6 separate regions of the Mus musculus genome follow, and all the other regions are linked to region 6. Evidence: chromatin loops called from intact Hi-C (ENCODE). Cell type or tissue: left cerebral cortex. All regions are shown on one strand. Links, peaks and the distances in the headings refer to the core of each region. The heading gives the core; the rest is flanking DNA. Region 1 overlaps Cd38 (CD38 antigen). Region 2 overlaps Prom1 (prominin 1). Region 3 has its middle 38 kb from the start of Gm40296. Region 4 has its middle 27 kb from the start of Gm35959. Region 5 has its middle 8.9 kb from the start of Fgfbp1. Region 6 overlaps Bst1 (bone marrow stromal cell antigen 1).

The links. Hi-C counts contacts between places; a loop is a spot of excess contacts. Peaks named below come from ENCODE experiments on the same cell type or tissue, not always from the same donor. Only the 100,000 strongest peaks of a DNase experiment are listed, where the experiment ranks them.
Region 1: a loop joins it to region 6, with 2.2 times the contacts of the local background. A loop is called at or near these places in 25 of 42 quality-filtered maps.
Region 2: a loop joins it to region 6, with 2.1 times the contacts of the local background. A loop is called at or near these places in 8 of 42 quality-filtered maps.
Region 3: it touches region 6 in a loop (16-fold over the local background); 7 of 42 quality-filtered maps call a loop at or near these places.
Region 4: a loop joins it to region 6, with 2.7 times the contacts of the local background. A loop is called at or near these places in 7 of 42 quality-filtered maps.
Region 5: a loop joins it to region 6, with 2.6 times the contacts of the local background. A loop is called at or near these places in 23 of 42 quality-filtered maps.

Annotation. Positions count from the first base shown.
Region 1 is chr5:43,890,431-43,895,319 of GRCm38, forward strand. All of the region lies in intron 1 of Cd38 (CD38 antigen), which reads left to right. Among named protein-coding and RNA genes, the nearest start is that of Gm16015, 17 kb to the right of the region's middle. In left cerebral cortex, for the core only: CTCF peaks have their summits at 2,126 (motif pointing right) and 3,823 (motif pointing right); DNase peaks (open chromatin) are centred at 2,143 and 3,832.
Region 2 is chr5:44,046,061-44,050,949 of GRCm38, forward strand. Prom1 (prominin 1) reads right to left here. Exons shown (of 28, transcript NM_001163577.1): 6 at 1,438-1,558. Among named protein-coding and RNA genes, the nearest start is that of Prom1, 53 kb to the right of the region's middle. In left cerebral cortex, for the core only: a CTCF peak has its summit at 2,695 (motif pointing right); DNase peaks (open chromatin) are centred at 1,709, 2,153 and 2,725.
Region 3 is chr5:44,266,313-44,271,201 of GRCm38, forward strand. No RefSeq gene overlaps it. Among named protein-coding and RNA genes, the nearest start is that of Gm40296, 38 kb to the right of the region's middle. In left cerebral cortex, for the core only: a CTCF peak has its summit at 2,439 (motif pointing left); a DNase peak (open chromatin) is centred at 2,402.
Region 4 is chr5:44,255,972-44,260,860 of GRCm38, forward strand. No RefSeq gene overlaps it. Among named protein-coding and RNA genes, the nearest start is that of Gm35959, 27 kb to the left of the region's middle. In left cerebral cortex, for the core only: a CTCF peak has its summit at 2,084 (motif pointing left); DNase peaks (open chromatin) are centred at 1,286, 1,665 and 3,944; H3K27ac peaks cover 454 bases.
Region 5 is chr5:43,988,213-43,993,101 of GRCm38, forward strand. No RefSeq gene overlaps it. Among named protein-coding and RNA genes, the nearest start is that of Fgfbp1, 8.9 kb to the left of the region's middle. In left cerebral cortex, for the core only: CTCF peaks have their summits at 999 and 2,314 (motif pointing left); a DNase peak (open chromatin) is centred at 2,321.
Region 6 is chr5:43,838,533-43,843,421 of GRCm38, forward strand. It overlaps Bst1 (bone marrow stromal cell antigen 1), which reads left to right. Exons shown (of 9, transcript NM_009763.3): 8 at 1,899-1,958; 9 at 3,465-4,889. The coding sequence ends at 3,570. Among named protein-coding and RNA genes, the nearest start is that of Bst1, 22 kb to the left of the region's middle. In left cerebral cortex, for the core only: a CTCF peak has its summit at 2,772 (motif pointing right); DNase peaks (open chromatin) are centred at 2,807 and 3,588; H3K4me3 peaks cover 833 bases; H3K27ac peaks cover 256 bases.

The DNA.
Region 1 (4,889 bases), core at 530-4,529, 52 kb after region 6:
CATCTCTCCTTTGTCCTTGTCACAACCCTATTCTGTTACTTCCTTTGGGTGTCTTACAGGCATTTCAAGTCCCTATTCTAAATGGAACCCATGGTCAAGGTGACTTCTGCTGGAAGCGCTTTTCCAGTTGATGGCCTATTCATCCTTCTAGTTACTGACTCTATAATTTCTCTAACACCATATATTCACACATACTCAGTCCACTAGAAATCCACAGTGAACTCAGAATCTATCGCCTTTTCTTATTTTTTCTTTTCTCCCCTCTGCCTTCTTCCTCTCCGTCCTTCTTTCCTTCCTCCTCCTCTTCCTCCTTCTTCTCTTTGCTCCTCCTTCCTCTTTCTTCCTCCTCCTCCTCCCCTTCCTCCATCCTCTTCTTCTTCCTTCTTCTTCCTCCTCTTTCCTCTCTTTCTTCATTTTTCAAGACAGGGTTTCTCTGTGTAGCCCTGGCTGTCCCGGAACTTGCTCTGTAGACCAGGCACACCTTACAGGATTAAAGGTGTACACCACCATTCTTGGCTACTTTTTTCCTATCTTGACTTATATCTTCCCTTCCTCCTCCATGGCTCAAAGTCGGATCTTTGTGTCATGAATACTGATCTACCTGCTTTTGTCCCTACTTCCTTCAGAGTACAGCCTGCAAAGAAGGGCATTCTGATATCTCCTATTTCCTGTGCACAAAGTGTTCTGTTGCCTCTAATGCCACAATAGATAAAAGTCCATGGTGAAGGTCAAATTTGCCTTTCTTTCTTTGTTTCCATCATCTCCTTCTCACTTGCTTTGCTCCAGCCAAATGGTTTCTTGTTAACACATCAGATGCTAGGGCCTTCTATCCAGAACATTACTCCATTGGAAGTTACTACTCTAAGGCTCTGTCTCCCTTCAATTCTTTGTTCAATGTCATCTAATGTCCCCACCTTATATACTGTTAAATACCATTTGCTGTCCACCCCTAAAGCTCTTATCCTAGCCATTTCTCCCTATTTTCACACAAAATTGTAATATTCTAGTATGTTCCACAACTTTCATAGGTTTTTTTTCTTGTTCTCAGTTTTACCCTCTGCACCTAACACATGGTAGAATTTAACTAAACGTTTTTCTTTTTCTTTTTAAAAAATTTTTATTAGTTATTTTATTTATTTACATTTCAAATGTTATCCCTCTTCCTTTTTTCCTCTCTAAACCACCTCTCCCTCCTGCTTCTATGAGGGTACTCCCAACCCACCAACCCACTCCTGCCTCACTGCCCTAGCATTCCCCTTTGCTGGAGCATCAAGGTTTCATAGGACCAAAGGCCTCTCCTCCTATTGATGCCAGATAAGACCATCCTCTGCTACATATGCAGGTAGAGCTCTGGGTCCCCCCAGGTGTACTCTTTGGTTGGTGGTTTAGTCCCTGGAAGCTCTGGGGGATCTGGTTAGCTGGTATTGTTGCTCTTCCTATGGTGTTGCAAACCCTTCAGCTCCTTCCGTCCTTCCCCTAACTCCTTCACTGGGGAACCTGTGCTCAGTTGGCTGCAAGCATTGGGAAGGCTCTGGCAGAGCCTCTCAGGAGACAGCTATATCAGGTTCCTGTCAGCAAGCATCAGCAATAGTGTCTGGGTTTGGGGGCTGCATATGGGATGGATCCCCAGGTGGGGCAGTCTCTTGGTGGCCTTTCCTTCTATCTCTGCTCCACTCTTTGTCCCTGTATTTCCTTTAGACAAGGGCAATTCTGGGTTAAAATTTTTGAGAAGGGTAGGTGGCCCCATCTGTCAACCAGGGGCCATTCCTCACCTCTTGATATGGTCTCTACAGGTTCTCTCTCCCCTTTGTTGGGTATTTCAGCTAATATCTTCCCTGTCAGGTCCTGGGAGCCTCTTGCTTTCATGGTGTCTGGGACTTTCTGTTGGTTACGCCTAGTTTCCTATCTCCCATTGCTACACACCTTTGTTCAATTTCCAGACCCTCTGTACATCTCCCCCCTCTTCTCCCACACCTGATCCTGCCCCCCTTTCCCCTCTCTTACTGTTTTTCAAATTTGTGATTTAGCTCTTTCTAGGGACACCTTCAACCTCAAGAATTTTCTTATATAAAGACCCTGCTTAGAAAATCCTCATCGCTTCTTTGCATCTCACTGATCACCCATTTCTCCCACAAGGTGGCAGTCTCTACTTTAAATATAGGCTGTAGTGGCCTCAAATTCAAGACTCAAGCTAGTCCCTGCAGAGACAGCTTGACCTGGTAGACCAGCTAGCTGGAAAGTTCATAGACTGTGAATCCTTATCTTAAGAGCCAGATGTGTTGAAGGAATGGTAAAATTTAGGGTTTGGGAGCCTTCCACAGGAGTGGCACATTATAAAGGTAGAAATGTGGTTCTTATGGGAGTGGTGGCAGTGACATTCTAAAACCCAGTGAAAGCTGTCAATATAAAAACTGGGTTTACAGACCCAGAAAGACATATATAGTATGTACTGGCTTGTACATAGTTGTAAAATAAAGAATAATCATGCTACAATCCACAAAACTAGAGAGGCTAAGTAATAAGGAGGGCTCAAGGGGTGACTCATGAATCTCCCTGGGAAGGAGAAATAGAATAGATATCAAAGGTGAGCTGGAGATGGGTAAGTATGGGAACAGGATTAGGTCAGGGTGAAGATGAAGGGAGAGGGAACCTGGAGAGACAACTGAAATTGGGGTGCATTTGGGGGGGGGTGAGATAGAAACATAGTACAATGGAAACTCCCACAAATCTACAAGAGTGACCCTAGACTTCTAATAAGGGAAGATATGGAACCTGAATCAATCATCTCCTGTAACCAGGCAAGACTTCCAGTGGAGAGATTGGACCACCAACCCAGCATTTGACCTACAATTCTTGCCTACAAGATGTGTTGGGTAGAGGTGGCACAGAAATTGTAGAAGTGGCCAACCAATGATTGGTCTAGCTTCAGACCTATGCCATGAGAGGGAGCCCAGCCCTGACACTGCCTAGAGGGCCAAAACCCGAAGGCTGGATGACCAAGAGACAGACATAACCAGGAAAAAAGCAAAAAATGATATTCTATGATATTCTGCTATACTTGTATGAAGGAGAGAGGCTCCATCCAGTAAGTAGCTATGGAAACAGATGCAGAGGCTCACAACCTAACATTAGGCAGAGCTCAGGGAATCCTGTAGAAGAGGGGGAGGAAGATTGTAAGAGTCCGAGGGGACAAGGACACCACAAAACTAACAGAATCAACTAACCTGGGCCAGTAGGAGCTCACAGAGACTGAACCAGTGATCAGGGAGCCTGCATGGGTCTAACCTAGGCCCTTGGCATATAGTTATGGTTATATAGCCTGATCTTCTTGTGGGACTCCTAGCAGTGGGAGCAGGACTTGTCTATGACTTTTTTTTTTTTTTGCAAGCTTTGGGGACCCTTTTCCTCCCACTGGGTCACCTCATCCAGCCTTAATTTGAGGAGAGGTCCTTAGTCTTATTGTAACTTGATATGCCATGTTTGGTTGATGTCTCTGGGAGGCCTGCTCTCTTCTGAAGGGAAATGGAGGAGAAGTGGAAGGGGGTGGTGGAAAGGCCTGGAAGAAGAGGAGAGAGGGGATATAATATATGAGAGAAAATTTAATAATAATAACAACTGGATTTAACAATCATATATATGTTTCCCCTCATTACAAGACCTTACCTTTTCCTTCCCTGATGATATTATTCTAGCATCTAGGCATGACCGTTCAGTACTAATCTTGAACATCTCCTGAGACCTAGAATCATATGAATCACTTTTTTTTCTTCTAGAAGCAACTCTATTAGAAACATAGGTGCAAAGTTTGGATTTTCCTGTAGGGGGCAACATTGTCTAGCAAAGACAACAACATCTGGCCTGCAAGGCAGTTCTGGAGCTAGCTAGTTGGCCTTGGACAAGGCTAAGCTGCTCTGAGCTTCTTTACTTCTAAGTAAGAGACATAGAGTCCTCTGCTGGCTGGTGTGAGCTTTTGATGTGAGCATGAGTCATTGGTATCTTGGGCAGTGTTCCACTCACAGGAACATTATGGCACGGTCACAACTGTCTGACCTTTCCTCTGTTGCTGTTTTCTGCCTTTGCTCACCTGGAGTCAGCCAACCTTGAAAAACTCAGAGGAAAGGGAAGGCATGAGAGGTAGTGAGTGGTGGGAACAGAACAAGTGAAGCTCTGTTGGCAGGAGCAGAGGAGTAGAAAAGAGGATGCACGCGTTGACCTCTAGTCTTGACATGTGGGCTAACTTACTCTATACCAAAAACTGTAGGACTCCATTTTGGAAAACAAGGAAAAAACCTGCCCTCAGACTAAGATTCTTCTTCACCAGGAAAGTCTTTGTTTCAGCAAGTCAAGAGGCTAAGAGGGGCTTCTTATGAAACTTCTGTCCAATGCACATACTTATGAAGGCATCTCAATTGTCATGGGCCTTTGGATTCTTTTGTATCCCAAGATTGCTCATTAATGTCTAGACCAGTGGTTCTCAACTTGTGGTCTCAATCCCTTTTCTGGGGAACAACCCTTTCACAGAGGTCCCATATCAGATGTTCTGCATATTTGATATTTATATTATGATTCATATTAATAACAAAATTAGTTATGAAGTAGCAACAAATTATTTTATAGTTGGGGATCACCATAACACGAGAAACTGTATTAAAGGGTCGTAAAGGGTCGCAGCACTAGGAAGGTTGAGAACCACCTGCTTTAGAGCATAACCTAGGACCACTGGGAGCATCCTATAATTGTGTGGGTTGGGTTTGTTGCTCTCTGTAAGAAGGAAACATTCACAGCAAAGGTTCGTGGAGGGGGGAGTTGGCTTGGTTTTAAGAGTTTAAGGGAAGGTTCAAGGAAGCTGGCTTTACTTGAACAGTGTCATGGAATCAACAGGATGAGTC
Region 2 (4,889 bases), core at 534-4,533, 210 kb after region 6:
GACAGCCCAGACTCAAGAAACAATGAACAAGAAGACCTTCTAAAGTTTTGATGCGTGAGTCCACGATATTGACTATTCCTGAGTGGTCTTAAGGAGTACTTATCTTCTTATCTATGGTGGCCTGCTTCTCTGCGAGGCTGGGTTAACATTCTTCTAGGGTTGCCAACCTTCCCAGGGAACACAACTCAGAGTTTAAATTTTCATTTCCCTGATTACCAGACGTGAAACGTCTTGTTCTGTTTGGAGACAGCTATATTCTGTCTGTCAGTTGCCTGTTCAATTATCTGTAAAACTTCTGTTTGTTAGAGGTCTTCGCATATGTCCAACCAGGTTAAGTTTCCCCAAAGCCCGAGGAATTTACTCTCTTTATAAAAGGATGAGAGACAGCCTAGTATTCAGGGGCACTGTTGTTACTTTTGGCATTGGGGGGGGGCGGGGGGGTTCTGTGGAATCTTTAAGATGTCACATGACAAGCATGAGCTTTTGTTTACATGGTGGGAGAAAGGTAGTTCTACCAGTGCGACCTGCAAAGCCAGGCAGGGTTAAGCTCTCTATTCTCCCCCTCCCAAATGCCTCTGCCTTTTACTTCCAGCTTCTTGACACACTTGATGCACAGCATTTTAAGGACAGAGTCAACTCAGAAGGCCACACCTTGTTCAAGGATCCATGGTTTTGGGGAGACTCCCCACCAATGCCAATACCCATGAGCTTCACACGCTTAGGCCGGTTCCTGCTCAGGTACTTTCCAAGTCATATTCTGTATCGGCGATACATCAACACACTCCTCGGATGAGGACAAAACAGGCTTGCCCATCACTGCCTTCAGCCATTCTGTTTGCTGTCTTCCAAAGTGACATGGTGTGTGCGTGTGTGTGTGTGTGTGTGTGTGTGTGTGTGTGTGTGTGTGTGTTAGAGAGATGTGTGTGTATGTATGTGTGTGTGTGAGAGAGAGAGAAGAAAGTCCTTCCTAAATAGACTGACACACCTACACAGATAATAATAATCAGGTGTGCATAAAGCTAGTGAATTCTATCTTAATAGTAGCTATGTAAATGATAAGGGGTTAACTATACGCACCAAACAAAGGCAAGAGCATCCATCCAACAATGTCAACAACAACAAACAAACAAAAAACAAAGCAACCCACAGTGAGACACTTAAAATTGTTAGGTACTTGTATATGTGCAGTGATTTTTGTTATGCCTAAATAAAATAGAGCAAAATAAGACACCTATATCTTAAAGCTATGGAAACCACATTTCCATGCTTTTTGAACTCTCTGGTTATGTTTCTTCATCTGCATCATTAAAGGGCAATGGCTTTCCACGTGGGTTCACTGACTTGTTAAAAGGCTTGGCTGTGCTGCTAAACGCACACACAGGTACTCAGAGCAGCTCACACAAAGCGCCATGGAATGCGCAGGCTGTAGGTTTTTACCTTTGGTGTTTCAGTCAGGAGTGTTTGAAAGTCTCTGAAATTGCTCTTTGCCAGTTTCTGGGTCCCTTTGATCCGAGTCCTGGTCTGCTGGTTAGCCACAAAGCCATATATAATGCCAAGGCTGTAGGGAAAGAGAAAAGTGTTGGCTAGGATCCAATATCCTCAGCAGCACAGGAGCCGACGAACGGCCACCTCCACCACCTTCCACTACAACCTACCTACTAAGACCACCATTGCACACCACCAAAACACAAAACAGGACTAAGGCTCTGAAGACACATCTCTGTTTAGGATGGAGTACTGTGTTATGGCTCTCATAAATGAACAGTGTTCACAACAAATGCTGGAAGGACAGTGACAAAGGCATAGGCTGTGTTAGGTGTTTGAGTGTGTGTTTGTGTGTGTGTGTGTCTGTGTGTATGTGCTCACACATACATGCATGCACCTTGTGGGTATATCCTCTTACACCCACACAAACATTATCACGCACCTTAGCTACCGTCATAGAAGAGGGAAATAACAAAATGGGAAGAGGGACTTGGGATGTCTGGTGTTTCTTCATTTAATTGTTAGTTTCTGTGTTGTCCAGATTGAAAAGAAATAAGGTATTTCAGCATTAAAGCACTGTGGGAAGACTTAATGTCATTTCCCTTTTGCTGGGGTAAAATACACCCACAGCGATTTCCTCCCACATGACACCAGGCTATGTCAAGATGACAACTTGAAGTGAACACACCACACATATGAAGTACAAAATCCACCCAAACGGTGGTGCTAGAAATGTCCTGGTTCTCTTGCTGAGGGTTGTATTTTCCTCAGGGAAATTCTTGAATATGTACTTATGAAGAAAATACTTTTCTCTACATAAAATACACATCATAAGGGATTCCAAACGCCTTCACATAGTCACCTTGCAGGAAAGACTAGCCTATGTGGAAATTAAAACCTTCTTCCTCACTTATCTCAAAAGACTGAATTTAAGGGTACTAAAAGCGCTTGTGCTCATTAGCCACTATCAATCTCTTGGTTTGAGTTATACAAATTGGTTCATTTGTTGAGGGCCTCTGAACCTTAGAATTTTATCGGCTGCAGGAGTAAAGGCTCAGCCAGGCATGGTAGCACACACCCATTATCCCGACACTTGGAAGAGCAAAGTGAGAAGACCTCAGAGCTCCGGACTAACCTGAGCTGCACAAAGAGACCTTGTCTCAAAATTAAAACAAACCCCTCAAGGCAGGGGAGCTAAAACCCAAACTACTTTTCAATCTGACCACTAGAGGGCAGCAAGGAATTAATAAATAGCACAACCCGTTTTACCCACAGACAGAAAAGACCAAAACTGTTATTTTTGTATCCAGTGTACAATGTGCATATGCTTTAAGAACAGGTTAGCAAGTACCAAATAAATCCTGGGGAAACAACATGGAACAGCCTATCAAGTTACCAAGCAATCTCCGTACCAGTGGGATAACAGGCATCCTGCCTTTTTGCATTGAAAAAATCCCATGTCACCAAAAACAAAACAACAACAAAAAAACCCAAACAAACAAACAAATGAACAACAACAACAACAAAATCCAAGTCCCAGGACATATATTCACTCTGTTTAAGAGTACTGCTCCATGGGGCTGGAGAGATGGCTCAACAGGAAGAAAGTTTTCACAACTGTTCTTCCAGAGAACCCAAGTTTAGTTCATAGCACCTGAGGGGCTGCTTACAACCAACTGTATTGCCAGCTTTGGGGCAGCCAATGCCTCTGGCTTTCAAGGGCATCCACATTCCAGTGCTCATATCCCCCCCTCCCCCCCAGACACATACACACATGGACACATAATCACAGATACACACATATAAACAAATAATCACACATAGCCACAGACACAGACACATAGTAAAAAAAAAAAAAATTCTAAACAAATAAAAAGTACTGTTGCATCTGGAGGAGTGCTTAGTTCGTATGTGGTTTCTCGTTCTTAAAACTTGTCTTCCTGTGACAATAATACACAGTTCCTCTCGGGCTGCCAGTGACACTAACATGCCTATGTGGCACATGACATTGAACAGTACTTAACTCAGCCTAGTGAGCTATGGTGGAATTAGGAGAGCCAGAACATGTGACTTGGACCTGGTTCCTCATCCCCACTCCGCCTCCCACCACCTCCCCACTCCCCATCCCCCCACTTCACCCCCCAGCCCCCAGCCCCACTAACTCCGTGAAGACCTTTCTTTCTATCTGAGCTTCAGCCAGCTTGGAGCCAGGGCAGCTTGGAGCTGATATTATAAACCAGCTGGAATCCACCCTAGGATGTATAAACACTGCTCATATTGCAAAGGAGAAGGGCTTGGGGGATGTCCACAAATTCCCTGGGAACTTGTTTATTCTAAAGCTTGAGTCCCATCTTAGTGCAACCTCAGAAAATGAAGACAAAACGTCCTGTACCCTTTGAACTGCCATATGACCCACTACTCTCTGTCCTACACTTATGAAGCAGACAGTGTACCTCAGTTATATTCATTACTGGTGAGCAAGACACCCTAATCCTAAGCTAGGTTAGTGACTCGATGATTTTAGAGTTATGTGCAAGGCACACATGCACACACACACACACACACACACAAACAAGAACTGAAACCTGGTAATATACCAGGGTCTTTATTTAACTAAGCCAGGTTCAAATATTTGGGTTGTGACAAGTTAGAATCACCCCTAAGTAGAGCTGGTATCCACCCTGGGGAATCAGACTTTCTCTCCCTGCATGCTACAAATGATCTCAGTCATTCCTTCTACCAAGCAACAGACCCATTTGGTCATGGAATAAGTCAAAGTGGACCAGGAAGTTCACCACTTCCTATTGACCTTTTCCTGTCCATCCCCATGAAAGGAGCTCCGCCACAGGAATCTGTGATGTCGTGTGTCGCAATGCCTGCCGAGGTTTACTCTTAGTTATACCTAAGTTCAATGCCCCTAAAAGGAGGTCGTAACCTCCTCCCCGTCAACTTTGCCTTATGTGGCCTGTCCTCATTCCTGAACGCTTGAAGGTTTGTTCTAAACTTGATCTGCTGACACTTGCTGTGTGCTCAGCGTAGATGTCAGAAACTGCCCTTGTCCTTTATTCTATATGACTTTACTCACAAGAAAGTCACTCAGATCAACGAACTGCCGTACAACCTTTCAGAAAATATCCTTTCCAAACCTTTCAACTGTCAAGAACGCAGTTCTAGAAAGCCCGGCTAGAGACGATCAAAATCATGCTATCAATAACTTTAACAACAACAACAACAACAACAACAACAAAGTCTGTGCTAAACAGAGTTCTGCAAATGATCTCAACAACTTTCCAAGCAAATTTCCAGTGTAAATGTTTATGTTTGGGTTAAAAAAATGACAACTCCAAGGGCTGGGAAGACTGCTTGGCAGTTAGCAAGGATGCCTTTCCAGAGGACCCAGGTTC
Region 3 (4,889 bases), core at 346-4,345, 430 kb after region 6:
TGCAGGCATAACACCAATACACAGAAATACAAAGAAATAAGTTAAAAAGAGGAACTCAAGGCCAACTGGGATACATGAGACTTTATCTCAGATCTCCCTCCCCTCAAGACTAGGTTTCTTTTAGAGAGAAGCCAAAGAAGATCCGAATCTCCTTTTTTTTTTCTTTTTAAGCTTTTAAAATCTGTATTTATTAAAACAGGGTACTGACACAATGAGATGTAAGTGAGAGCTAGGCAAAATCTAAGAGAAGATGATGCATGCATAGATATTTGAATATGACAAAGGAAAAAACTCTAGACTATGAAGAAATCTTGCCTTTTAAACAAATTGTGTTAGATAAATTTAGTATCTACATTGTAAAAAAATATTGACCCCTTACCATGCTTCATAACATACTAACAGTCTTTCTGATTAAAGGAAGGAAAAATTCTCTTGATCTTAAGGTTGGCAATAGTTTCTTTCAATCTTATTATTCGCCATTACAGCTTAGAAATTTTGATCTTGAGGCTGTCAATGATTTCTTCCAAAGTTATTACTAGTCATTACAGTTTAGTAAAAATACACAATAAGATAAAGAACAAGTATCAACTAAGACATAATAAGAACAATGGGTATACAAGTCATGGCTGCAAAGACATTCCTGTATTATAAATGACATCTCAAATGACCAATAAAATATAAGGAGTTTCTTGACCTCAAAAAATATGCAATGACAAGCACTGGCTAAGATAAATAGAAATTATATACATGCATATATATATCACCATATCCTGAGGATAAAAGTACAAAGTGAAACAACCACTTTGGATAATGCTGGCTGTAGTTGATGAAGTTCAACGAATGCATTGCCTTGTACTTGAGCAATTACTATGGAATTATGTACCTGCATTCATCTAAAGTCCTATACATGGATGCTTGTCATGGCCCCATTAAGCACTTCATTCCTTGGTGTTCACTATGGGTCTGTCTTTAATAACCACAAATAAAAAATGCATGTGCCCATCAATCAAAATTTATGAATGTTGTTATATTCAGAGACTAGAATACCATCCATGAAATGTTTAAAAAACAAATGACCCACAGCAGTGTTCCTCAACAAAAGACAACTTCACAAACATGATACTGAACAAAACAAGACAGACAAACATGTCAGAATGTCATTCCATTTGTGGCGGTTTCCACTCAGAAAGTCAACATGATGTTATATAGTGTGTGAAAAGGAGATAGTTGCTACCATCTGGCTGGGAAAGAGGTTTTGAAAGAAAATTTGAGTGGATCACAAGAATAGAACTTTTAATTTCCATAGTAAATTTAGAATTCACACAAATGCCTTAAGTGAATAAAAGTTTTTTTTTAAATATTGCTAAGTATGAAGAATTAACCCTTGGGACTAAAGTAAAATTATAAATGCCCCACAGAACTGTGGGGTTCCTAGTTCTCAGGAGCAGATGGAATGCTCTGCTTGGGGTTTAGATCATGTTTATAGCAGCGCTTTTTCTTCAACTTGTGTTATTTTAAAAAAACATGTGTTTCAATAAAAGTATTTGTGAATTGCTTACTGAATTTTGATAATGACACATTTTCTTTTTTAAAAAATTTTTTAAAAATACTTTTTATTAGGTATTTTCCTCATTTACATTTCCAATGCTATCCCAAAAGTCCCTGTCTTAGTCAGGGTTTCTATTCCTGCACAAACATCATGACCAAGAAACAAGTTGGGGAGGAAAGGGTTTATTCGGCTTACACTTCCATGCTGCTGTTCATCACCAAAGGAAGTCAGGACTGGAACTCAAACAGGTCAGGAAGCAGGAACTGATGCAGAGGCCATGGAGGGATGTTCTTTACTGGCTTGCCTCCCCTGGCTTGCTCAGCCTGCTCTCTTATAGAATCCAAGACTACCAGCCCAGAGATGGCACCACCCACAAGGGGCCTTTCCCCCTTGATCACTAATTGAGAAAATGCCTTACAGTTGGATCTCATGGAGGCATTTCCTCAACTGAAGCTCCTTTCTCTGTGATATCTCCAGCTGTGTCAAGTTGACACAAAACTAGCCAGTACAGTCCCCCATACCCTCCTACTCACGCCCCAACCCACCCATTCCCACTTTTTGGCCCTGGCATTCCCCTGTACTGGGGCATATAAAGTTTGCATGTCCAATGGGCCTCTCTTTCCAGTGATGGCCGACTAGGCCATCTTTTGATACATATGCAGCTAGAGTCAAGAGCTCCGGGGTACTGGTTAGTTCATAATGTTGATCCACCTATAGGGTTGCAGATCCCTTTAGCTCCTTGGCTACTTTCTCTAGCTCCTCCATTGGGAGCCCTGTGATCCATCGAATCTCCTTTCATTGTTGGGTTTTCACAGTTGCTCTTGGAGCTTCTGACAGCAGAGATGGCCTGTCTCCTTATATGCTGTTACGTGCTGCCATCTAGTGAGAGTTGTGTCTGAATTTTACTAAAATCTATGAGTCCTTCAAATAAAGTAATAGTTTAGGGTAAAAACACAGATATATTTAAGATTTTTCTGGGCAACAGAAGATATAAAGCCTATAGTATATGGGTTTTTTAAAAGTGCTATTAGCATATAGAAAGCTCTGTTTTTAGATTTTTAGAAAATTTGGGTACATGTTAAGTTTTGAAGATATTGCCTCCTTATATATAGCTTGCTCTGCTGTGAAACTTGTTATCATTCTTTTCATTCTCAGAAGAGGCGGACATTTAGAAAAACAGGGGATGTTTTCTGGAAAAACAGCCATCATTTATACTTCTCCCCCTCTCCAGTATTTACTGCCACTTATGTCATCCCTGGCCCCCACATCCCTCCATCTCTGTCTGCCTAATTGTGGAGGTCTATTTAATTTCTCAGCAATGTCTTTAGGGTTTGAAATTTCCACTCATGAAAAGGAGAGTCACAAGCAGGTCATGGATTCCTGGATTTACTCATCTAGGCATGACCTGAGAATTAAAAAAGATATACTTTCTTCACATCATAGAACACACACACACACACACACACACACACACACACCACACACCTACATACTACACACACATACACACACACACACACACCACACACCTACACACTACACACACATATACACACACACACCACACACACATACACACACTACACACACACACACACCACACCTACACACTACACACACATACACACACACACACACCACACACACACACACACACACACACACACACACACACACACACACACCTAGCCAGGCCTTGTGGTGTTCTCTGTTTCTGAGCTGAGATTAAGCTGCGTGGCTGTAGAGGCTCCAGGCACTAGGCTATGTCCTTATCCTGGTTGGGAGAGCTTGAGAAGGATGAACTGGGATGGGAAAGAAATGCAATTCACCAAGACAAAGATGCAGTGGATGTGATCTCTCAGGAGCACCTAGCGTGGTCCATAGCTATGAAGACATGTCCATCAACATAGCCTTGTCAGGGAGATCAGGCGATGTCTTTGGCCAGGGTGCTCAGGCAAGGAAAGACAAGATTAAAATTATAGGTCAGCATCTACCCTTTCTCTCTTGACATAAATGGAGATGCCCAACTCATGGGCCCCACAGCCTAGCCATCCACCAGGACTCTAGAAACAAATGACTTTCCATGCAAGCCTTCATTAGCAACTTTTCACACTGTGACAGCAAAATATGATTAAAGAAAGTTAAGGAAGGGAGGAAGGAAGGAAGGAAGGAAGGAAGGAAGGAAGGAAGGAAGGAAGGAAGGAAGGTCTTACTTTAGCTTACTGTTTTGGGGATCATTCCACTGTGTCTGGGAAGACATAGTGGCAGGAGCTAGAGGCTGACTGGTCACACTGCATCTGCACCATATGAACTGGAATTACGATTGTGCTGTAAGACCTTAAGGCTTCCCCGCCAGTGACCCATTTCTCCTAAAGGTTCCAGAACTTTCTCAGTGTTCTCAGCTGGAGGACAAGTGTCCAAACATGAGACCCTACAGAGGATATTCAACCTTCACATTACAACTAAGGCTGCAAGCCATAACCGTGACAGCAATGTTCTTATCAGCTTAATTGTTACAGTTAGAGATTCATTATTAATATCAGTCAAATATTAGCTTTTTATAGCAATGCAAGCAATGTTGGGAGTGAAAGAAGTCACTATATAAAATAAATAAGAAACTAAAATAGCTCTGGATTTGTACTGGTATCTAGTACTTGTATCTTACACAATGTGTAAGCAAACACTTAAAGAATTTCAAGGAGACATTGAAACATTTTCTTCAATGATGGTAAAATTTAACTAACTTTTAAAATTTGTGATGAAGTGCATATTCCAGAGAAATTAGAAAATGTGCTTTTAGCATGATATTTTTATTATCTGAGGATTTTATACAACATATTTGGTCATATTTATTTGGTCATTATCTCTTACCTCCCTCTTCTCCTTTACTCCCTCTGCACACACTCTCTTCTTTATTTTTAGAACTTATAATACAATCAAATAAGCATAATGGAACTCTGATTTACTCAGAGAATGAAGAGACAGTGACCACAGAACAGGTCTGACCAACAATCTGAAAGGAGACACACCACAGACCAAGCTGTCTGGCAAACTAATTTGGAAATGCTAAAAAAATAGAATGCCCACACTTTCACAAAATTTAAGAAATTTACAGTTTTGATTACTAGTGTGTATCCCAAGAAGAAACGGAAATAAAATTTCTGAAGTGTCAAGCTGAGTAACACTACAAAATAATTGCTAATAGACTTCAGCTATCAGAGTCCTTTTAAATTCACGATCTTCATACAAAAACATCTAAAACTCCCAAACCAGAACAACACACCCGGCATTGTCTACGGGGTTAGGAAAACAATGGTAGAATAAGCTTAACATAAGAGAA
Region 4 (4,889 bases), core at 246-4,245, 420 kb after region 6:
CGCCACGCCCCTTTTCTGTGTCTTGTACTTCCCACAGTTGGTAATTGTGATTCATTCATCTTTGCCTCCTTTCTACAGCTAGAATGTAAGGTGTCTGATGAGGCGTTCTTCTTGCCTCCTTGTGTTTCACAGTAGTGTCAGAGTCTAGCACATTGCAGGTGTTTAGTGAATACAAGCTATTCTAGTAAGAGTTTGTTATTTGCAACTGTAAAGAGAGACCCAAAGATCAGGGACCATGTACTGGATGTATGGGTCATTAACCTTGGAGAAGCATGCCGTGAGAATTACAGCACACAGTTACCAGATTTCAGAAAGGTTGTTAAACAGCTCTGACTTCTCATTTGGCACAGTTTGTCTCAGAGGTCCATGAAAATCTAATGTAGAGTGTTCTGATAGTTGAATGACTATGGATGTACAATAAACCATTGAAATGCATGAGTGGGTGAAATATAACATATGTGGATAATATAATAAAAATACAGATAAAGAATAAAAAATAGTCTGAAATAAGCATTTCAGGAGGAAAAAAAAAGACTGAAGAGTACCATTTCAGTGATGCCCAGTTTTAGCTGTCAACTTGACACACCTTGGAGGAGGGAACCCCAACTGAGAAATTGCCTCCATGAGATTGACCCGTGGGCATCTCTGTGAAAACATTTTCTTGATTGCTAATTGATACAGGAGGGTCCAGCCTACTGTGGATGTTTCCATTCCTGGGAAGACAGGGCTAGGCTATATAAGAAGGGTACTTGAGTGTGACCCCGGAAGCAAAGCAGTAAGCTAAGCAGCACTTCTCCATGGTGTCTGCTTCAGATCCTGATTGAGTTTCTGCCCTGACTTCTTCCAGCGATGGATTCTGACCTGGAAGTGTAAGTCAAATAAATTCTTTCCTCCCCTAAATTGCTTTTGATCAGAATGCTTTATCATAGCAACAGAGAAAATAAACTAGAATAATCCCTCAACAACACATATTCCCATATTCAAACTATTTATTTATTTAAAATATTAACTCTGTTTACTTGTTTATTTGTGGTATGTGTTTGGGAGGTCATGCTCTGGTGTGGGTGTAGAGCTCAGGGGGCAACTTTTCAACTTTTGAGAGTTGTTTCTCTCCCTCTACCATGTGACTGAGCTTGAGCTGTCAAGCTTGGTAGCAAGCACCATTTCTTCGCAAGCCATTTTGCCAGTCCTCAAAACGTATTTGTCTTCTGTGTTAGGTAGGAGTGGTCAGGATCAGGGACACAATAAGGAATACATAGTCCCTGATCTCAAACCTTTGTTTCTTTCTCCACTGAACAATAACAGAGAATGGGGAAGCAGGGGCGAAGACCAGGGCAAGTTTCCAGCCAAATCTGAAATAGTCCCAGAAAGGCATAAAATAGTCCCAGAAGTCTCAGTATTTAAACATTAAAAACGCTGTATCAAGAGAACACAGAAAACATCTCCATAGGTATCAGAGTGCCCTTCCTTTAAAGAGAAACCAGAGCATAGCTCCCATCAATCAGTAGGTTTTCAGTGTGTTTTTTTTTTTTTTTTTTTTTGAAGTGGGAGGTGTAAGATGCCGATGCCAAGAGCCCAAGGAACATTCTCCATTTAGAAATTGCAGTAGGCCAGTTATCCAACACTGTGCCAAAGCCTGCTTCTAGCCCAGGAGAATGTGGACAATGGAGGCAAGCACTGGAATACACGAGTTAGAAAAACTGGGTTAAACACTCTTGCCCCGCTCCTCCCAGCTCTGATGTCACTGTCGCCTCCTCCAGTACCATCACTCCCCACCATATCTGTTGGAGACAAAAGCCCATATTTCATGGTATTATAGATTGAATCAGCCACTGTGAAGTCCTCTATCATCTAGGATACAGACTAATGCTAGCCAGTAACTATGTGATTATTGATAAAACTGGCTATGTATCATCTAAGGAACAATATTGTCATGAGGAATAAACAATGCATGTGTAAGAGTTATAAATGGGGCTGGAGAGATGGCTCAGCACTTACGAGCACTGACTGCTCTTCCAGAGGTCCTGAGTTCAATTTCCAGTAACCACATGGTGGCTTACAACCATCTGTAATGGGATCCAATGCCCTCTTCTGGTGTGTCTGAAGACAGCAACAATGTACTCACACATACAATAAATAAACAGATCTTTTAAAAAAAGTTATAATTGTTTGTGTCTCCTTCACATTTCATGTTGAAAGTTAATCCCCACTCAATGTCACTAAAAGCTGTGGCCTGTCTGTGGGAGGTGATCAGCCCCCTTTTCTAATACAAGGTCTCTGGGTGAAAGGAGTCACTTTCCTGCCATTCTGCTCTTTGATGTGAGGACACAGCATCTGCTTCTTCTGGAGGATGCAGAGGGCAGCCCTCACAGACACCACTTCATTGTCACCCTGACCTTGACTGTCCTGCCCTCTAGAGGCATGCTAAATAAATGTGCATTGTTGATAAATTACCCAGCTTGTAGTATTTTGTTACAGAAGTACAAATGGTCTAGGGCACACTCACACACACACACACACACACACACACACACACACACACACACACACACACACGGAGGGGGAAGGGAAGGCACTTAAACATGTAGGGTTTAAATAAGTAATTATTAATAGGTACAAGGTGTATCTTGCTATAAAACTCCTCTGCCTCTTATTTTACTAGCAATTTTCAACAAGATATATATGAAAAGAATCTGTGCTGTAAGTAAGGATGTCCTAGACTTTCCGATCAATATTTATGGTGTCAGCCTTTAGCTATTGCTGATACCCAGTGCTAACAAAACAGGATGGATGGATGGATGGATGCTGGTAGTAACAATATAACTCTCTTTAGTTAGAAATTTGTTTTAGGCCTTGAAGGGATCTTGTGCTGGTTAGTTTTTCTTTTTCTTTTTTCTTTTCCTCCCTCCCTCCCTCCCTCCCTCCCTCCCTCCCTCCCTTCCTTCTTCCTTCCTTCCTTCCTTCCTCCCTCCCCTTCCTTTCCACCCTTCCTCCCTTCCTTTCCTCCCTTCTTCCCTCCTCCTCCCCCTCTTCTTCTTCTTCTTCTTCTTCTTCTTCTTCTTCTTCTTCTCTCTCTCTCTCTCTCTCTCTCTCTCTCTCTCTCTCTCTCTCTCCTTTTTGCCAATATTCAACATAAACTAGAAGCTTGTGAAAAAAGGAAACTCAGTTGAGAAAATGGCTCTATCACGTTGCCTGTAGCAAGTCTGTAGAGGCATAGTTTTGATTAATGATTGATACAGGAAGGCCCAGCTCAGTGTGGGAGGTCCCACCAATAGGTGAGTGGTCCTGGTTGTATAAGAAAGCAGGCTCAGCAAGTCGTGGAGAGCAAGCAAGTAAGCAGCATCTGCCCTTGATCTCTGCTTTAGTTCCCGCCTTCAGATTCTGCTCAGATTTTCCTTCATGATGCACTACTATCTGGAAGTTAAGATAAACCTTTTCCTCCTCAAGTTGCTTTGGTCATGGTCTTTATCCCAAGATCAGAATCAAACTAAGGCAGATCCCTATGATGAAAAAGATCAGAGGTAGACAAGTGTGAATGGAAGGATTTGAATAGCTGTGTCAGCTATTTCCCAACAGGTATTTTACAAAATGGGCTACCTGTATTGTTTCTTAGTAGCCAGAGACACCTCCCCACAAAACAAGATCCTATATAACCAGAGATGCAAGGAGAGAGAGAGAGAAAGAGAGAGAGAGAGAGAGAGAGAGAGAGAGAGAGAGAGAGAGAGAGAGAGAGAGAGAGAGAGAGAGAGAGATCCTCTTGCCAATGCCTCCCATCCTAAACACAATGACACAATGATACGGAGTAGTTTGCCAGAAAGTATCAACGACCTGCCAAGGAACCAGATCATGGAAAAGACCCTGGCAACTCAGAATGAAGAGAATGTGGCCAGTGTGACATCATGGATCTATAAACGGCACAGGCTGTTTTTGGCAGTGTGTGGGTGAGTTGTCAATTGCATCAGCTTTGCTATTATTGCTCTTGACAATACACAATTAGTTATCTTGGTTCCAGCAGACTGCATAGCATTCTCATATTCACTTTGTAGTGATTATGGTATGTTAGAAGCCCTGTACTGTTGAAATAACTCACTGAAAGATGGAGCAGTGGGTAGGTTTCAGAATAAACTAGTTCCTGGTCATTACTTCTGATGGCTCATCTTGGTTGTCATCTTGACATACCTGGGAAGAAGAAATGTAAAGCTGAAGGATTGTCTCTGTTAGATTGGCCTGTGCGCATGTCTGTGGGAGTGTTTTCTTGATAATAATTGATGTGGGGGAGGGCCCAGGCCATGTGAGTGGCACCATTGCTAGGCAAGCTGGGCCTGGCTGTGTATAAAAGCTTGTAGAGAGTGCCTCTGGTAAGCAGTATTCCATGATGCTCTGTTTCAGTTCCTGCCTCCAGTTCCTGCTTGAGGCCCTCCCCCAGCATCTCTCAGCAATGGACTGTAACCTAAAAACTGAAATAAACCCTTTCCCCCTCCCCCAAGCAGCTTTTGGTCAAAATGCTTTATCATAGTGACAGAGAAGCAAACCATAACAAGAATAAATTAATTCTTGTTTACTAGTTAGCCTTAAAATGGCTGATAATAAATGGAAGCTTAACTCACCACTGAGTAAACTCTTTTAGATTCCTTGCTGATATATCACAAAAAAACCTGGTAGCCTGTTTAGGTCATGAAATTTAGACACTACAGCTAGTGAAAAGAAATGAAGGAGAGATTGCAGAAATGTATGCCCTTTCCAAGGGAAAGAAGACTAAGCAGGCAGTAGGAACTGAATAGTAGAAGTAGTGTCTGTGATCCAATTCCTGGGTAGTTTAAGTGAGAATCTTTCCTTTAAGTCTGTGTTCTAGTACATTTTATGCTACTATAACAGAATACCTTGGGCTG
Region 5 (4,889 bases), core at 490-4,489, 150 kb after region 6:
TTCCCTTCCCTCTTCCTCCTTTTGTCTCCTTTCTGTCCCACTTTTCCTTTTGGGCATTTATCTGCTAAGCTCCTGATTGCCCCAGTGGCCAGGATATGCCCCAAGAGGGTAAAGTTTACAGTGTTCTGATTTATAAACAATGAAGTTGTAAGATGAGTATTTTAACATGCTGATAAACTGTAGGTTCTTGAGGCCCTGGAACATTAGCCAGGAGATTGACAGCCTATTTCAAAGTGGAAATGTTCTCTGGGTGCATCAGAGAAGAAAGGAATCAAAGGCTTGCTTTCTCCCTTTGCTTTTGCTGTGAGGCTCTGGGCCATTTACACAAGGATGTGAGCCTCTTGGACTGGGGACTAATGGCAGCAGCAAAGCAGACAATCACAAAGAGAGGTGGCCTTGTCCTATCAATAAGATTAGGGGCCATGGTTTTTTATGAGGAGGTCCTAAGGCAGACTCCCAACCACCAGGAAGTAAATGGAATGTCTATAGAGGGTAGCAGTGTCAGAGGCCCAACTAAGTCAGCCCCAGCCCAAAATAGAAGTCTGCAAAAGGGAAACCTTCATTTACCAAGGACTATTTGCGAGCCAGAGTAAGGGGGGATTTGTCCAAATACAGAATTCTGCTTGAAGCTGGATACCTAGCTACAGAGCCATCTGTGGTACTCCCTGCTGGTGCTCTCTGACATTGCCCTCAAAGAGCACCCGAAAGAACCACTCCCTGTCTCCCCTCTCTAGAAAGATTTGCTAGCCAGTTAGCTCTGGAAGCCTCCTTCCACATACCTAACAGGATGCCTTCTCAACCATACAGTGTTTGTAGGACTTTGCAAAGTATTAACTATATGAGACAAGACTCTACAGTCCTCTTCTGATCCATCAAGGAGGGGAAAAGCAGTTATTGTCCATGTTCCAGACACACTTTCCAGGGTAGAGCTGCTGCTGATGGGTAGAGCCAGTGATAAAGCAAGAGCAGACAGAAGCTGGCCTTCTACGGAACACTGAGCCACCCTGGTGGCTGACAGTTGTCTCCGTGTGCCTGCAGTACATCATGAGGCGAAGTGAGTGGCTCAGAGAAGTTAATGCCATGGAAATATGGCTTCATCACTTTAGTTACAACGAAAGGTGGCGTGCTGTAACACACAGAGCCACAGTAATTTGTATGAAACCTTGGTGATGACAAGGGTTAGAAGTGGGCATGAAGAGGAACATGGGGCCACAGCCTTGGTTGTTTCCAGGGGATAATCAAAGTTGGCACGGGATTTTCCCTGCTGTAGAATGAGCTGAACCAGACTTGGACTTGGGACCTAGCTGTCCCTGGGATAATTTAAGGAGGAGGAAATTGGCTTGGATTGTGAGTATTAGATAGATTTTGTTGTTGTTGTTTTTCAAGACAGGGTTTCTCTGTATAGCCCTGGCTGTCCTGGAACTCACTTTGTAGACCAGGCTGGCCTCAAACTCAAAACTCTGCCTGCCTCTGCCTCCTGAATGCTGAGATTAAAAGCATGCGCCATCAAAGGGTGGCTGGTTTGCACAGGAGGGGTGTGATCCCAAATGAGTTGATCATCTTCAGGAGTTAGCTGACCTTGGAAGAGACAGGCTCTGTAAGTTCCCCAAAGATACTATCATATGATACCAAAAAAAAAAAAAAAAAAAAAAATCAAAATGTATTAGGCTGAGGAGATGGCTCAATTGATGAAGTGCTTGCTGTGCAAGCATGAAGAACTGAGTTCAGTCCCGAGAGACCACTTGTCCTCCAATCACTGGGAAGGCATAGACAGGAGCATCCATGGGGCTCACTGGCCTGGCCATCACATAGCTGTGTGAGTGCATACAAGAGATCACTCGGGCTTCTTCTGTATGCTTTCGTAATATCAACACCCCATTCCATCCAGGTGAGCGCTAAGGGGTCCTCACAGCGCTCAAGCATTTAATCAGTATAAGGGGTTCAGGCAGCAGCTGAGTACGTGCATACACCTGGACCTTGTAAAATAGTCACTAGTGGATTCAGGAACCCACGGGGCTTGCTGTGGGTTGAATGTGAACTGAAACTCCATGGATCATTTGACCTCGGTTAGCATTTGCTTTAATTGGGAGTCTGTACACTATACACTGTTATTAGACTAAGTATAGCAATTTGGCCACTAACACAACGAGTCCAAAATGGGCTTCTAGTACTTTCTTTGGAGATAGAAATACCCTTGTAGGACTTGTGGTTTCTGTCAGTAGTTGTTGTGTCTATCTAAGGGTAACCAAGGACTCCTGAATTCTGGTACTTGCTCCTTATATCTGGCAAATAGGCCACTTGGCGCTCTGCCGCCGTCTGGTGGCTGCCACTGGAATGTAAAATAATGTGGAACAGGGTCACAGAGTTGAGGGGAAGATGATGGCCTCAGACATAGTAGCTCCATAGTAGCTCCATAGTGAAACAACTGTGTGTTTCACTCACCTTTTAGTTGATGTTGTGCTGTCCGGGACACAGAATTAGTAACAGCAACCCGATTGATGTACAAGACCAGTGGCTCACACCCTTAGCATTCTCAGCTAGTGGTGTCGGCAAGCACTGGAAGGAGCGTTGTCATTTGACTGAAGAAGATGCCGGACAGATTATATACCTATGATGAGAGCATGCCCAGTTTCAGTGTTAGCAGCCTGTAGAGAAGACTCAACACTCAGAGAAAGGCAAGGGTCATTGGCTTGCCATTGCTCAGCAGTCAATGAGAAGTACAGAATTGGACACTTAAAGGAACTCAAAGGCCAACATGACTCAGCGTCGGTCTTGCCATGAGAGTTCCAGGCTCACACTCTCTGATCCAGATTCGCCAGTGACCACTCATCCCTCCCAAGCTCCAACCCTGTGCTGGCTTTCTGAACTTGTACTCACAGGAAGGTCCAGGCACTTCCCCTAATCCCCGTTGCTTCTCAGCTCATTCCCTATATCTTCTGTACAGGCTCTGAGCCTCGAGCTCGGAGGCAAAGCTGTCCACTGCTTGAAGTTCTCAGGGCATTTTATCTTTGCCAAACTTTTGTCCCTGAAATCCCCTTCTCTGCTCATCTACACAGAATCCTCTCTCTGACTTCTGTGCTTGTAATTGCATTCATGGGCTCTTCATAAACCAAAGTTGTGGGTTCCTATAACTTTCCCAGTGCTGTTAGCCTTTGTCTGGCTGTTGTCCTGTACAGCATGGCACAGTGCCATAGTCAAAGCCCCTCACTGTGGGTTATTACATATCTTCAATTTTGTAAAAAACGGTGTGCTTTGTTTTGTGTGTATAAGCATTTTCCCTGCATGTATGTCTGTATGCCATGTGCAGGCCTGATGTCCCTGGAGGTCAGAAGTGAGTGTTATGGAACTGGAGTTACAGATGATTGTAAGATAGCATGTGGGTGCTGAGAACTAAACCCAGGCCCTCTGCAAGAGCAACAAGTGCTCTTAACTGCTGAACCATCTCTCCAGCCTCAGATCTCATAACACTCCCCAGAGAGTGGCCATTAGTTCTACCTACATTGAAAGTGAAAAAACAAACAAACAAAAACTAACTAACTAACTAAATAAATAAACCCATGATTCTAGTGATATCCCCGAAACACATAACTCATTTGCTGCAAACGCCAAATCTGCTCATAACCCCTCCCACTCCAGACACAATATTAGTTCTTGCTCTGTAGCAAAAGATTAAAAGTGATAATAACAATGCCCAACTAAGATTAATAGTGCCTGAAAGCTGCACTAAGAGAAAAATAAAGAAAAACAACAAAGATATATCTTAGAGCATCCAGCCTGGCCTCTGGAAGCAGAGAGGGCAGAGAAGAGAGAAGGAAGAAGAGACAGTTCTCTGGACCTGTGAGGAAGAGGGTTCGTCAAAGGCTGAGGGTAGTGGTGATGACAAATATACTTCTGCATAAACTGGCCACTGTCACTCACTAGTTCTTAATCTTCTCAAATTCTAGTTACTAAGGTGTCAATAGACACACAATCACTTCAGAGACACCTACAAACTAATTCTGTTAAAGGAGAAGCCACCTGACCCTCTTGTATACCTCAGGATGATATCTTGGTTTAAGAGTGTACAGAATTTTGTTACTTGTAAACTTGAACTCTGTGGTTAACCCAGAAAGCCTAGCACAACCTTTACTAAACACATCATCCTGGAGAACTCCCTAAAGCCCTGCACTGAAGCTTGGGTGCCACCCCGGAGATTAGAATGGATTTGGTCAGGAGTGGGCCCTGCGCAGGTAGAATTTGAATCCCCACTAGTGATTTTAATATGCAGTAGAGGTTGGGAAATTGCCTGAGATTTTAAAGATGTATATATCATATGGCTCTGCTGACAACTACTCCTGAGCTGTGTATCTGATAACGGAACAATCTCTTCAGTTTCTAAAACTTAGCAAGAAAACTACTGATTAAAAAATTAAGCAAGTTCTTGAAAATCTGTTTCTCCAAAGAAGATCTACAAATGGGAAATAAGCAATTGCCCAAGAACACCAGCAATTGGGGAAGAACCAGTCAAAGTCATGACAGGAGTCCACTTCACAGCTACTGCAGAGGTTGCTTTTAAAAGAAGAAAGAAATGACAAAAGTCTACAAGTAACAAAATTCTGTATGTTCTTAAACCAAGACAAAAAACAAATGTGGGAGAATGACTCAAGTTTTTTGTTTATCCTGGGTAACATTTAATTTTGTCCTTTCTAACTTTGTTAATTTTATTTTGAGTGTAGAGATCTGTTCCTTCTAAGATCACACCTTCACTGTTTTGACCATGTGCTACTTTGGTAAGGTAACTGTGCTGGGTTGAATAGTGCTCGTCAAGATTATCTGCCTTATGAGCCTCTCAGATGATATTTTTGTAAGGGGATAGTTGGGTATGTATAGAGATCTGGACTGTTTGCTAA
Region 6 (4,889 bases), core at 613-4,612:
CAGTTCAGTGTGCAGCAGCTCAGCTTTCCAGTTATCCTCTAGAGGGAAGATCCCCTAGTGTCTTGAAGAGTCCCTGTTTGTCACAGCTGTCTGCTCCTGTGGTATCACTGGCTAGATTTGTAGCGTTGTGAGTTAGTTTTGTCTGTCTTTGGGCTGTAAATATTCTCTGTTTGTAGATGAATTACGAAGTTTAATAACTGGCTCAAGGTCAATACTCAAGATCAGAGTTGATTTTTGAACCTGACTTTGTGTAGTCTTGAAGCAAACATCTCCCCAGCACTTCCTACTAATGTTCCCACCTGTGTTAAAGTACCATGTGTTAGAAATACTTCTACATGGGCAATTCTTACTGCATTACAGCTCAACGATGAGGACAGATTTCAGTTACCACCACTTTTTTCTGGCCCAAGAACTCTCTAGAAAGGCTCTTTTTTCAATCTCTAGCCAACACTGTAGCAGTCAGGCCAGACCCCAAAGCCCTTTCCCCCATCACAGCTGACTTGGGTCTCAGTTTATGTCCCTCCTCCCTTGTGTGGCGTCCACTTCTTCTGGCTGCTGGCTCTGGGACTCCAAGCTTCACTCAGCTCCTGCAGGCTCCTGTTCTGTGTTGTGGCCTTTCTGTTGCTCCAGGGTAGCAAAGAATCTAAGGTTTGAATATAAATGAAGATCAACCCAAACATAGGTAAGACTCTCCTGACCCTCAGCGTTCAGTGGAATGGCCTTTCGTCTTGAGTCAGCCCAAGTTCACATAAGGGTCTTTGGTGACACTGGCAGAGCCTTATCTCTACACAGACTCTTTCTTCTTGGTTGGTTTCTTCCAATACCACAATGGATCAGACTCCACAAAATTCAAAGTCTGTCTTGGTCAAAAGACAATAACAACCGAATTTATTTCTTTTTAAATATGTTTGGACAGATTGCATCTGTTGACACTCAGGAGGCCAGGGTGGTAGGATCACTAGAGCCCAGAAGTTCAAGAGTAGCCTAGGCATCCTAGTGAGATACTATCTGCAAAACCCACTAGCCATAAAATGTATGTATACAGACTAAACTTCACTGTAAGTAGGCGACTCTAAGCGGGGACTACAGCGCCTGCAGTGCATGCCTGTGTAACTCTTCCATGTCTTCCAATTCTTTCCAGTCATCTGGTCATAGAGGTGTTGTCTTAGTCTGCCTTGTATTTCACGCCTTCTGTGTCACTGTCACCTGCCCCTGCTTCTGTTGCTGCCTTCCTTCCCTCCTGGTTGCCCTGGAACTTCACATTTTCTGCCTCGATTATACTAGGCAATGAGCATTCTCAATTGGGCTATTGCTCACGTGCTTTTCGTTCAACCTTCTGTCCAAGCACACATCAAGGAGTTTTCCTAATAAAGTAGGAGGTGCAGGCAGGAAGGGTCTGGATTAGCCTACCACATTCAAGGATAGATCTCTCACTCACCACTGTTAGAACATAAGGAAAACAGTCAGCTTCATCTGCAGCAAATTGTGGTTGAAAATAGGATCGACTTCATTAGATTGTTGAGGGTCGGATGGTATGACCTAAATAAAACACAGACAATATTTGTGGAACATAGTAAGTGCTGGATAAATGCTACCTGTTGTGAGAAGGGTGCTGAGACAGGGTCACTCTGTATAGCTCTGGCTGTCCTGAAACTTTCTATGAAGACCAGGCTGGCCTCAAACTTACAGAGATTTGCCTGCCTCTGCTTCCCTCTCTAGTGCTGGGACTAAAGGTGTGAGTCACCAGTCCCAGCCTAGCCAGTATTGTTTATAAAGGAGGAAACTGTAGGCTCTTCAAAGATGTGTTTTGTGTTCCAAGCGCTTTGCAACCACATCATAGGTGTTTAACTCGAAGGAGTGATTTGGATAATCTCTTAAGTACGGTTTTTCTTCTGTAGACCAGTGAAGTTCTTAATGTGTGTGGACCACAGCACTCACCCCGACTGTATCATGAACTCGTAAGTAAATGGCCTGAATCAACACAGGTGAACTGTAGTCTGATTGTCCATCCATTTCCTAAATAGCTCACTGCGGAGCAGGTCATTTCTGCACTGTAGCCTCTCAGTCTCTGGTTAAATTGTCGCAAGTTCCACAGACATCTGCCAGCTGAGCTAACTTCCCAGACGGCCCAACACCATACTCTACCTAGCACACTTCAGCAGACAATTCTAGAGGTGGGGCCACAGGGCGACCTTGGACCTTTTCCTTCTTAATCTTAATTTATTTTGTGAAAGATTAATATACATGCTAGAAACAAAGTTTGCGATTATTAAAAGGGTCAGGAGAACAAACACTGTTATTTTTTTATTCTTATATGATCCAGCTTTTTTTTTTTAAAGCTCAGAGTAGGTAGACCATAACTTCTATATTCTTGTGTGTCCTTATAGAGTAAGATATTCCTGTCACAGCACATGTGTGCATTCATACACACACATGGTCATGTACCCACATAACACACATAGATCTCTCATATAAGTTATAATAAATGATAATATAGATAAGATTCTGGGGTTTGTTTTCTTTTTCTCTTAACAGTATGTCTTGGAGATGTTCCTATATTTTTTTAAGGAATTGATTCTAGGGCTAGAGATATGCTGTCCCAGAGGATCTAGGGATGATACCCTACATTCACACGGTGGCTCACAACCATCTTTGACTCTGAAATGTGTCAAACCAACACGTCTAGCATAGACCCAGAAACATAGTGCATAAACTGAATATAGAAATGCAATATAGACATAAACAGAATCAGAACTGCAACTATAGTGAATGTCCAGTAGAGGGCGCCATTGGCTAGTAAAGAAGGGGCTTCAGCTTCCTAAGGAAGTTGGTAAGATACGTGGCCACTAACAAGTCCAGATCGATGGGTCTTGATTCTGAACCAAGATAAGATAGTTTTATTATTTTTTAAATTCACCTTTTAACTGGTTGAAAAGAATTCAGTAATTTCTATTTCAAAAACTCAGAAGGTCAGATCTTATCTAGTTTAAATGAGATTTGGCCAGGGCCTCTGCTCAGTGTTTTAAAGTCAGAACAAGATTTTCTTAATCAGCTAAACTCTGATGATACACTATTCACCAATAAGGAACTTGGCTAACACTCTAGAACATTTGTAAAATAGAAATGCATACACAAGGAAACATGAATTGACTCTGTGTGTGTGCCGGCATGAACTGTGTCCAAGTGCCAAGAGGTGGTGTCAGGCAAAGGAAGCAAATAGCATTCTGTGTGTTTACATAAAGAGGGGTGTGTGTGTGTGTGTGTGTGTGTGTGTGTGTACATGCGTGTGCTGTCTTCCTTGGGAGGACAACTGACATTATTAACTGTGGTTCGATGGGAATAGAGTGATTAAGAATTTTTACTTTCACTTTATGAGCGTTCTGTTCTATCCACACGTTTCTGTGGCGTGCATTGTGATTTTTGTCACACACTCATGTTGTCTCTATTTCTCTTATTCTCTTTAGAGCCTCAGCATCTATGCGGAGGGAGAGCGCATCTCTTCATGCAATAGGAGACGCCAGCCTTCTCATTTCTCTCTTAGTAGCTTTGGCTTCAAGTTCTCAGGCGTGACTAGAAAATCCCCACAGGGTTCTAACAGAAGCCAGCCTTGCAGCAACCCTTGAGTAGTCCACTGTCCTGTGTAAACTAAGGAAACCCACTGTCTCAAGACAAACCCTTCTAGAAAAACAATGTAACCAGACGGTAATCCAGTTGTATTTACACTCATGATTCAAGAAACAAGGCATTCATCTAGTCCTGCTTAGCAGACAGAAGTTGCTACTGTGGAGTTAAAGTTATTATCTCTTATTTGATAATGGTACAAAGCACTGAGACCTGGAGAATAGTTTAATCTTAAATAATTAAATGTATTTATGGAAGCATCTGTATTTTTTATTTTCTGTATTTTCTTGTGTTTCAAATGATACAACACGTGTTTGTTAAGAGCTTCAATTACATGTACAGCATATAAAGGTATACATATATAGATGTTATGCAAAGATGTATATCTAAAGATGTCTATTTAATGGCTACTTATGATAAGGAAATAACCCAAAATGTCAAGCACACACAAGCACACACAGGTTTGGAACTGCTACATAAGGTTTTGTATACCCATAGGATGGAACGTTCATTTGTTAAGTAAATGTCATGTGTGTCACCTGACTGGTGAACAGTTAAGTCAAATGTAGTGCATTCTGTAACTGTAGTGCATTCTGTACTGGGCACTACTGCTCAGCCATCAGCAGGAACTAGTATTGATGTATAGTCATATGAATGGCAATTCCAGTGCATTGTGCTATGGGAAAGAAGCCTGACCAAATGGCTACACACTGCAGATAAAAATACAGAGTTCTGAAAAGGACAAAGCTATGGAGAAAGAGGAATGCGGTGGATTCCAGGATGGGTGGGCGGGGTGCCAGAGGCATGAGGGGGGGAGGGGCTAAGTTAAAGGAGAAGTGAGAAACACCAAGGTGGCATCTCACATAAACTTCTCAAAACTCTCAAAGCTGTGCATCAGAAGGAGTAAATCTCACAGGATGCAAATTTAACATCTTTGTCTTAGGAACATTTCATCACATAAGAAAATGTTAACATGTGTTAGAGATGGGATATAAAACTACTCACAATATGATGCAAGTGTTATGAAATATAATATGAATGTAAGAAATACTATCACATTCCTTATGTGTGTTTATAGCATATGCATACACTGTAAATGAATAAAAGAAAATAACCCCAAGGAGAGTGCAGTTCTCTCTGAATAGGGACTTCACAGCTATTCTGTTTTTGATCTTTGGCTTATTAATATTTTCTGCTTCTTTACAGTATATCAAAGAAAAAAAGGAAACACACTTACCATATGTGTGCAGAAATGTGGTTGAATAGGG